2 separate regions of the Homo sapiens genome follow, and region 1 is linked to region 2. The links are chromatin contacts, found by Hi-C or POLR2A ChIA-PET in ENCODE. All regions are on one chromosome and are shown on one strand. Each heading gives the region's core, a stretch centred on a gene start or an enhancer-like site at or near the end of the contact. The rest is flanking DNA. Distances are from core to core; before and after follow the strand shown.

Evidence for each region. A loop is a pair of places that touch in the nucleus more often than their neighbours do. ChIA-PET counts read pairs that join two places held with the same protein, here RNA polymerase II (POLR2A). Pooled maps may share reads with other maps.
Region 1: a map with no recorded cell type shows a loop between it and region 2 (25-fold over the local background). The contact joins two enhancer-like sites. A Hi-C loop is called at or near these places in 1 of 37 single-sample maps with no recorded cell type and 10 of 50 pooled maps. POLR2A ChIA-PET finds 5 or more read pairs at or near these places in 3 of 52 experiments (activated CD4-positive, alpha-beta T cell and activated naive CD4-positive, alpha-beta T cell).

Annotation. Positions count from the first base shown.
Region 1 is chr1:224,166,397-224,171,228 of GRCh38, reverse strand. No RefSeq gene overlaps it. Among named protein-coding and RNA genes, the nearest start is that of DEGS1, 14 kb to the left of the region's middle. RefSeq lists enhancers at 169-1,138, 1,139-2,108. Within about 2 kb of position 2,093, at least 9 of the 41 ENCODE cell types and tissues checked have a DNase peak (open chromatin) inside an H3K27ac peak, as active enhancers do.
Region 2 is chr1:224,494,905-224,499,646 of GRCh38, reverse strand. It overlaps a transcript of CNIH3 not described here. Among named protein-coding and RNA genes, the nearest start is that of WDR26, 62 kb to the right of the region's middle. RefSeq lists enhancers at 781-1,312, 1,388-1,587, 1,313-1,842. Within about 2 kb of position 1,331, at least 30 of the 41 ENCODE cell types and tissues checked have a DNase peak (open chromatin) inside an H3K27ac peak, as active enhancers do.

The sequences.
Region 1 (4,832 bases), core at 844-3,343, 330 kb after region 2:
AGGGGTCTGAGTGTGGTGCCTCATGCCTGTAATCCCAGCACTTTGGGAGGCTGAGGAGGGCGGATCATGAGGTCAGGAGTTTGAGACCAGCCTGACCAACATGGTGAAACCCTGTCTTTAAAAAAAATACAAAAATTTGCCAGGCGCAGTGGTGCGCACCCATAGTCCCGGCTACTCAGGAGACTGAGGCAAGAGACTCACTTGAACTTGGGAGGCGGAGGTTGCAGTGAGCCAAGATTGCGCCATTGCACTCCAGCCTGGGCATCAAGAGTGAAACTCCGTCTCAAAAAAAAAAAAAAAAAAAGAGAAAAGAATTTCTTTAGAGAGAGTTGGTAGCAGGTTGTGCTGCCCATCCTTGCTGCACACCCTCTGGTGGCAGAAGGAACTGTTGCTTTGTTAATTACAGCCAAGTGAAGAGTTTCTCAGAACCATTCCTCCAACTTGACTTTTGTGTTTGGAGAGACACAGGGACTGGTACCTGACTTGGACTTGAGCATGCCTAAAGGTGAGGGGAAATCAGAAGCTGTCCGTGGTCACTGAGTATGGACAGAGGGTCTCTGCTGATAGTAGCTTTTCTGCCAGGTTGATCAGGTATAGGTGGACCAGATGTGTAACCGTTTGACAAGGGCTAGATTTGGTTGCTGTCTATGGCCTCATAGGTCATGCATCCTAATGCTTCTTTTTGAAAGAACATTTACCACCAGATACCTAGGGCTAAGGAGGGGTTCCTATGAGTCAGCTGTATGGTAACTTGGAAGAAAAATTCATGGTGAAGGTAACCCGTGAGGAGATTATTTAAAAACCAATGGAGGGCTGACAGCAGTGGCTTATGCCTGTAATTCCAGCACTTTGGGAGGCTAAGACAGGAAGATCGCTTGTGGCCAGGAGTTTGAGGCCAGCCTGGGCAATGTAGCAAGACTCTGCATCTATCAAAAATAAAAATAATTAGCCAGGCATGGTAGTCCCAGCTACTCAGTAAGCTGAGGCAGGAGGATCACTTGAGCTCAGGAGTTCAAGACTGTAGTGAGTGATAGGGCAAGACCTTATCTCTTAAAAAAAGAAAAAGAAAGCAACAACAACAGTGGAAAATGCCTTGGGGAAAACAGCCCCAAAGTGTGATCTCTGCCTCAACCAAGAGACACACATGACAGATTCCAACCATACCAGTAATGCAGATTTTTTTTCTTTATTCTGTCTCTCCTCCCCACTGAGTTAGACAGCAGAGAGTCTTGCAGGAGGGGGAGGAGGAAAAGCAAAGAGAATAAATGGAAGACATCCTCCTTCCTGCCCTTCTCCACTGAAAAGGAGAAGCCCAACTCAAAGCTTCTCCGAAGTCCAACTCAGGCCTGACTTACAGAAAGAAGAAAGAAGCGGGAGGGCACAGTGGCTCATGCCTGTAATCCCAGAATTTTGGGAGGCCAAGGCAGGCAGATCACCTGAGGTCAGCAGTTCAAGACCAGCCTGTCCAACATGGCGAAACCCCGTCTCTACTAAAAATGCAAAAATTAGCTGGGCTTGGTGGCAGGCACCTGTAATCCCAGCTACTTGGGAGGCTGAGGCAGGAAAATCGCTTGAACCCGGGAGGTGGAGGCTGCAGTGAGCCAAGATCGCACCACTGCACTCCAGCCTGTGCGACAGAGCAAGACTCCGTCTCAAAAAAAGAGAAAAAAAAGAGGAAAGAAGCTTTAATCAATTGAGACAATAAAGTCTTTCTTCGGATCGGGCTGGATTTTTTAATAACTGGATAAAGGTGATTAATTTGTTAGTGACCAGGAGAGTCTACAAGGCTCTGGGATCTGCCTGAGATTCCTTCTGGGATCAGGGCAGAACAATGCAACAGGACAGTCTAAAAGAGCAGTTACTGAGAAGAAATGAATCTGCTTCCATTTGCACCCTTCCAAGTCTAGCTCATGCAAAAGCAGTTGTACTCAGATGACTATTTTACTCACCAGCAGCCACAGCTTATGAAAAAGGAAATTGACAAAGGAAGAGGGTGAAGGGGCATAGGCAAGAAGAAAAGTCTTGAACTAGTGAGCACTGAAATCAAAACCGCAGGCTTATGGTTAGAGAAATTTCCCCCATTTCATGTATGAGGAAGCGAATACTTCCAGAATGTGAGTGACGTGTCTTAGATCACACAGCTTAGAGTGCAGCAGAGGCTAAAAAGGGACAAAGGTTGTCTGGTTCCAAATCCCAAATAGAAGATGGACTCGATCCAGAGGTGACTCATGGTGGGGAAGGCAGGGGTCCAGGATCCAGGAAAACACCATGAACTGATAGAGCAGTTCTGCAGGATGAAGTAGCTTTTTCTATCTGTGTGAAGCCAACAATATGAATGAGTGGAGAAAAGAGCGCATAGCTTTCATTCTTCCAGAGTCTGAGTTTTGCAGGGGATTGACTGGGATTGAGAATACATTTGCAAGATATTTTGTTTTTCTTCCCAGGCTTTTGGTTTTTAAGAAAACAGTCTGGCCAGGCACAGTAGCTCACGCCTATAATCCCAGCACTTTGGGAGGCCAAAGCGGATGGATCACAAGGTCAAGAGTTCGAAACCAGCCTGGCCAACATGGTGAAAACCCGTCTCTACTAAGAATACAAAAATTAGGCTGGGCGTGGTGGCTCACCCCTGTAATCCCAGCACTTTGGGAGGCTGAGGTGGGTGGATCACCTGAGGTCGGGAGTTTGAGACCAACCTGAGCAACATGGAGAAACCTCATCTCTACTAAAAATACAAAATTAGCCAGGTATGGTGGCGCATGCCTGTAATCCCAGCTACTCGGGAGGCTGAGGTGGGAGAATCGCTTGAACTCGGGAGGTAGAGGTTGCAGTGAGCCCAGATCGTGCCATTGCACTCCCGCCTGGGTGACAGAGACTCCGTCTCAAAAAAAAAAAAAAAAAATTCTGGAGCCTGGGAAGTCCAAGATCAAGGCACTGGCATATTCAGTATCTGGTGAGGGGCTGCTTCCTTGTTCGTGGATGGCCGTCTTCTGGCTATAACCTCACATGGCAGAAGAGGTGAAGGAGTTTTCTGAGGTCCCTTTTATTTAATTAATTAATTAATTAATTAATTTTTTTGAGATGGAGTCTCGCTCTGTCACCCAGGCTGGAGTGCAATGGTATGATCTCAGCTCACTGCAACCTCTGCTTCCTGGGTTCAAGAAATTCTCCTGCCTCAGCCTCCCAAGTAACTGGGACTACAGGTGCACCCCACCATGCCTGGCTAATTTTTGTATTTTTAGTAGAGATGGGGTTTCACATGTTGGCCAGGGTGGTCTCAAACTGCTGACCTCAGGTGACCCGCCTGCTTCGGCTTCCCAAAGTGCTGGGATTACAGGCGTGAGCCACCGCACCCAGCCTGGTGTCTCTTTTAAAAGAACACTAACCCCATTCATGAAGACTTCACCCTCATGAACATAATCACCTCCCCAAAGCCCAACCTCCTAGTCTCCTCCCCTTGAGGATTAGGCTTCAAGGCATACATTTTGCGGGGACACAAACTTTCAGTCTATAGCAGCTGGTTTAATTGTTGAATACACTTCCATGGTTTAAAAATAGAAAAACATGGCCGGGCGCGGTGGCTCACACCTGTAATCCCAGCACTTTGGGAGGCCGAGGCAGGCGGATCACGTGGTCAGGAGATCGCGACCATCCTGGCTAACATGGTAAAACCGTGTCTCTACTAAAAATACAAAAAATTAGCCGGGTGTAGCGGCGGGCGCCTGTAGTCCCAGCTACTCGGGAGGCTGAGGCAGGAGAATGGCGTGAACCCCGAGGGGCGGAGCTTGCAGTGAGCCGAGATCGCGCCACTGCACTCCAGCCTGGGCGACAGCGCGAGACTCCGTCTCAAAAAAAAAATAGAAAAACATACAGGTGTCTAGTGATAAGCTCCTCCCAGCTCCTGTTCCTGTTGTTATGTTGTCAAACCCCAAAATATAACCACTGTTATTGATTCCCTGTGCATTTTTCTAGAATTTTTTTTTCTTTTCTTTTCTTTCTTTTTTTTTGACATGGAATCTCACTCTTTCTCCCAGCCTGGAGTGCAGTGGTGTAATCTCAGCTCACTGCAACCTCTGACTCCCAGATTCAAGTGATCCTCCTGCCTCAGCCTCCTGAGTATCTGGGACTACAGGCACAGACCACCATGCCTGCCTAATTTTTGTATTTTTAGTAGAGGTGGGATTTCGCCATGTTGGCCAGGCTGGTCTCAAACTCCTGACCTCAAGTGATCTGCCCCCCTCAGCCTCCCAAAGTGCTGGGATTACAGGCATGATCCACCGTGCCCGGCCTAGAGTTTCTTTATGCATATGCATGCCACTACTTAGCAGTACAGTCATGAACTGCTTAAAGATGGGGATGTGCTCTCAGAAATGCATCAAGTGATTTTGTTGTATGAATATAATAGAGTTTACTTACACAAACCTAGATGGTTTAGCCTACTATATACACCTAGGCTATATGGTACAGCCTATTGATGCTAGACTACAAAACTGTATGGCATGTTACTGTTCTGAATACTGTAGGCACTTGTAGCACAGTGGTATTTGTGTATCTAAACACATAAACATAGAAAAGAAGCAGTAAAAATATGGTAGTATAATCTTATGGGACTGTCATAAAATATGCTGCTGCTTGTTGACTGAAATGTGGTTATTCAGCATGACTCTATATTATTTCCCTCTTTATTTTTCACAAAAGTTAGTATACTGTAATATTGTTCTGTATTTTGTTATTTCCCTTAGCAGTCTTGGAAATACATATATATTTTTTTCTTTTAGAGACAGAGTCTCACTCTGTCTCCCAGGCTGGGGTGCAGTGGCACAATCTCAGCTCAC
Region 2 (4,742 bases), core at 82-2,581:
AAGGTATTAGAGGGTTAAATCATGAAAGGCTTTCCTTGCCCCATTCTAAGGCATTAGACTTTATGCAGGCAGTAGGAAATCCCATTGAAAACTGTTGAGGAGGGAGGTGGCACATCAAATCTGTTTTAGGAAATTGATGGCAGGATGAAAGATAGACTGGAAGGGAGAGGGATTAGAAGCAAACCAACAAAAACAACGATTGATTAGTCATGAGTCTCGGCTGGTAAAGGACATTTTATCAAATATCTCCAGATGTCCACATGGCCTGGAGTGGGGAAGAGTAAGAAAGCAGAGATACCTATGGCAACCTCTCTTCTTATCAGAACCAATGGCCTGCCCTTCACCCTTAAGAGCTTAGTGTATACAGCAGAGAGTCCAAATCCTAATACTGTATTACAATACCTCAGAAGGCTACCCAGTTGTCATAGAAGCTTCAAACAACAGGAAATTTTTAATTTTAAAACAAAGTCCATTTTAATTTAAATTTTTAACTAACATTTTTAAAAGGCGGGGAGTAGGATACAACCCCAAAACAATAAGCTTTAACGGAGTGTCTTCACTACCAAAAGTTTGTGAATCACTGATCTAAATCATGGCACTCCCAGCACCCCTTCCCGGAGCGGGTGCCAGTCCTGGCATGGGTTCCCAGCCCTCTGGGGAGCTACTGGTGTGCTAAAGCTTTGCAGTGCCTGCGGACAGGAAGAGGCTCCAGAGCTCCCAGAGCTCCCATCCTCAGATCCACAAAAAAATGCGAATCTCTCCTAGAGCAATGTAAGTGTCTTGATTCCTCTTCCTGTCGCCTTTCCCCGCTGCCCTTTCTGCTGCACTGTTGCAGCACTGGGCTGATGACGCCAGGGCAGTGAAGGTTCCTTGCCCCCCGCATCTTCCCCTGTGCTGAAGCAGCGCATGGTAACCTGGCTGCCCGTGTTCTGATGCATTCTCCATTCTTTCCCACAGGCACACTCCCACCTGCATTCCAAACTGACTGTTTCATTTACATAATTCCAATAGCTTTCACTGCCAGCTTCCTGTTTTTGTAAACTCATGTAGAATTTTTTAGTTTCATAAGAAACAAGGGCCCCAGCTCACAATCACCCTCTACCAACATAGTTTATCTGCATCAAAGAAGACAGGGAAGCTTCTGTCCATTGGTTTCCCTTCTTATTTTAGAAATAGAAGCTTAAAAAACACCCCAGTGGTTTCCAATCCAGAGAGTTGCATATAAGCTTTTGACTTTACTGGTTACTGGCTTCCTGTTAACTGAAAGAAGTTTCAAGCTGAGTCAGAGAAGAGAACCGGGCCCAGCAGTGATTCATTAGTGTTGCTAATGACACCCCTACCGCCACCACCATCACTGCTGCTTTTGCTGGGGCTGCTGGGGCCTCCATGTTAGCCTAATCCTAAGAGAGCAAGAAACTGAAGCCATTGTCCTGATTTTCTCTTCCAGATGGCATTGCAGTGGCAGCAGTGAGCACAGGCCAAGCAAGACTGGCCTTGAGATGAGGAGGCCAGATGGGCCCTGAATCAGGGTGGTTTCAGGATGCCCAGGAAGGCACTGCTGCTGCAGAATAACTTCCCCCTCTCCCTGCCCTCCCTTTGCACAGTGCCTGAAGATTCTTCCTCCTTCTGAGCTTTTCTGGTCTTCCTGTAAGATACAAATACAGCTTAAAAGGGCTGCTCATACCCTAATATGATTAATGTGATGAGCTCACTTTGGAAAATACTAATCACTTGAGACATGCAGATGGAAGAGATGCTGAATTATAACCCAAAAGACTACCAGGCCAGAAAAGACAGTCAGGAAAGAGATGCAAGTGTCAACTACTTCTCAGTTTTGCCCAGATCCGGGCTTCACTGCAGGGTCATAGTCAGGAGCATCTGACCACCATACAGCCAGCAGTGCAGGAAGTGTTCAGCACTCTTCAGCCATGACTCTAGTTTAGGGATTTCTCTCAGTGCCAAGATCCTCCTGGAGGGCTCCAACAAACAGCAACACATAAAAAAAGTTGCTTTAGAAATGCATCTATAACAACAAAGGGTTCCCAACCCATATTCTTGCAGCTAAGTCTGTCATATGCATTATCTTATCTAATCTTCACAGCAACCTAGGAAACATCACTTCTCCTGATTCTACAGATGAACAGTGAAGATGATGCCACAAGTAAATTTCTGACTTAAAATATCATATTCCATCACAGTATAATTGATTAATTCCTAGACTTTAAAAATCAACATATCATTCACATAACATAAAATCTATCATTTTTTAAAGTAAACATAAAATCTATCATTTGTTAAAGTATACAGTTCAGTGGTTTTTAGTATATTCACTATGTTGTGCAAACATCACCACTAGCTAATTCTAGAACATTTTCATCACCCCAGGAAGAAATCTTGTACCTATTAGCAGTCACTCCCAATTCCTCCCTATGCCTCTCTCCCTGACAACCACTCCTCTACTTTCTGTCTCTATAGATTTGCCTATTTGAACATTTCATATTAATGGAATCATAAAATGTAGTTTTTTTGTGACTGGCTTCTTTCACTGCATGTTTTCAAGAGTCATCCATGTTGTAGCATATAATAGTACTTCATTCCTTTTTATGGCTGCATAATATTCCATTGTATGGATATACCACATTTTGTTTATCCATTCATCCATCAAAGAACACTTGAGTTGCTTCCCCCTTTCAGCTATTGTGAATAACGCTGCTATGAACATTATTGTACAAGTTTTTGTGTGGACATATGTTTTCAATTACCTTGGGAATTCCTAGAGTTTTTATATATCTGAAAACATAGGTAAGTCTAAAAGAAATGAGTATCAGCTATGGTATTGCATTCATTACAAGGTATTTATAATATGCCTGTTTTCAATAAGGATTTGCAGTATTCCCACCATGATATCCTATGCCACCTGTAGTATTGTACCCGTCACACTGAGTCTGTTTCCACAACTGCATGGAGTGCTCTTTGAGGGAAGGGACCCATCCTGTTCACTGTAAACAATTTCTTAAGTATAAGTCGCTACCTGTCTGTGAAGCAGCAGCACCTTCCTGGGCATGCTGAAACCACCCTGATTCAGGGACCATCTGGCCTCCTCATCTCAAGGCCAGCCTTGCTTGGCCTGTGCTCATACTGCTATACCACCTGGAAGAGAAAATCAGGAGGCTTCAGTTTCTTGCTCTCCTAGTATCAGGCTAACATGGAGGCCCCAGCAGCAGCAGGAGCGATGGTGGTAGCAGAAGGGGTGTCATCAGCAACACTAGTTAGGTGGGCCAGAGCTGAATGGACTGGAGTTGACATCTGCCCACGGGACAGCCAGCAGCACAGAAAGTGCTCAGACATGGAAGTTCTCCCCACAGTCTCCTCAGGCAGGAATGGATCAATTAGACCCTCCTCGAGTGGATGGTGGTTGGTATAAGCCAAGAGACACAAGAGAGGAGGCAGCAAGCAGCAGCCCTGAGGAAGCAGAAGTTCTAGGGTATTGAGAACGACATGTAGTTGTTCAGTAACTGCTGGGCTGGCAGAGAGGCTGAGACAACAGACTCGTGCAGCTGGGAGGACAAGGGGCTGAGTCTCTGCCACTACATGAGATCTTGAATAATTTTTCACTTCCCAGATTATGTTTCACTCCACATGAAAAGAGCATATCTTACTGCTTAGTTGCGCTCTCTCTGCCCACGGATAGCTCACAGATGCCTTTTTCATTGTTGTGTTTTGCAGAGATGGGGTCTCACTGTGTTCACAGGCTGATCTCAAACTCTTGGCCTCAAGGGTTCCTCTTGCCTCAGTCTCCCAAAGTGATGGGATTATAGGAGTGAGCCATGATGCCCACACTCAGCCCGCTCCTCTTGCCCAGAGAGTTTGCACATGGACTGCTGCTCCCCGACCCCCTCCTCCAGCCACTTCTCTCCAATAGCAAATGCCCTTCCCCTGGTGAATGCCCATTCCTCCTGGGATCTCAGCTCAGCATCACTTCCTCCAGGAGGACCCCTTGGAGCAGTAAAATCCTCTCCTCTAAGCCCTCACAGCTGCATCAGCGTCTTTGTGACACCACTGCTGTAAGACTGCATCTATGGAGTGATTCATTCATATTGATGCCCAGCTACACAAACACTCCATTAAAGTAGAGACTATTTTGGCTCAGCTTTGTATCCCCAGCACCTAGCCTGACACCTAGCAGGGCAATAAATATTTGATGAACGAATGAATTCATCGTTTTTTTCCAGGAAGGAAACAAGTCCAATTTTTAAGTAGTTAAGGATACAAGACCTTCCCATTGATCTTGTAGTAAAAAATCATATTGGATTGACAAAACTCAAGGTATATACAAGGCATGTCCTGGGACCCTCTCCTTCTGCCATAGGAAGGACAATACCTTGGCATGGGAGAGAAGGGGGCTGGGATCAGGACTGGGCTCATTGTGTGAGGTAGTCTCAAGTCCTTACATGAGGAGGCTCATTGAACAGCCAAAAAATTGATGAGTCTCAGGTAGGGGTCTCAGGAAGGTCTCCCCTGCCTACCACGGGAACTACTCTCACTATGGGGCAGTTCTGATAGGCCTCTAAGGCATGAACTGGTAGAGAGTGTGTGTGTGTGCATGTGTGCATGCGTGTATGAGTACATGTGTGTGTATTTGTCCTGTACTCCAGATTCAGGTAAGGAGCAGCTTGGGGGGCTCAGGCGCAGCCCCTGAATAGGGGAAAGTGGAGGTAGGCAGAGAGGGCAGAAGAAAGCAA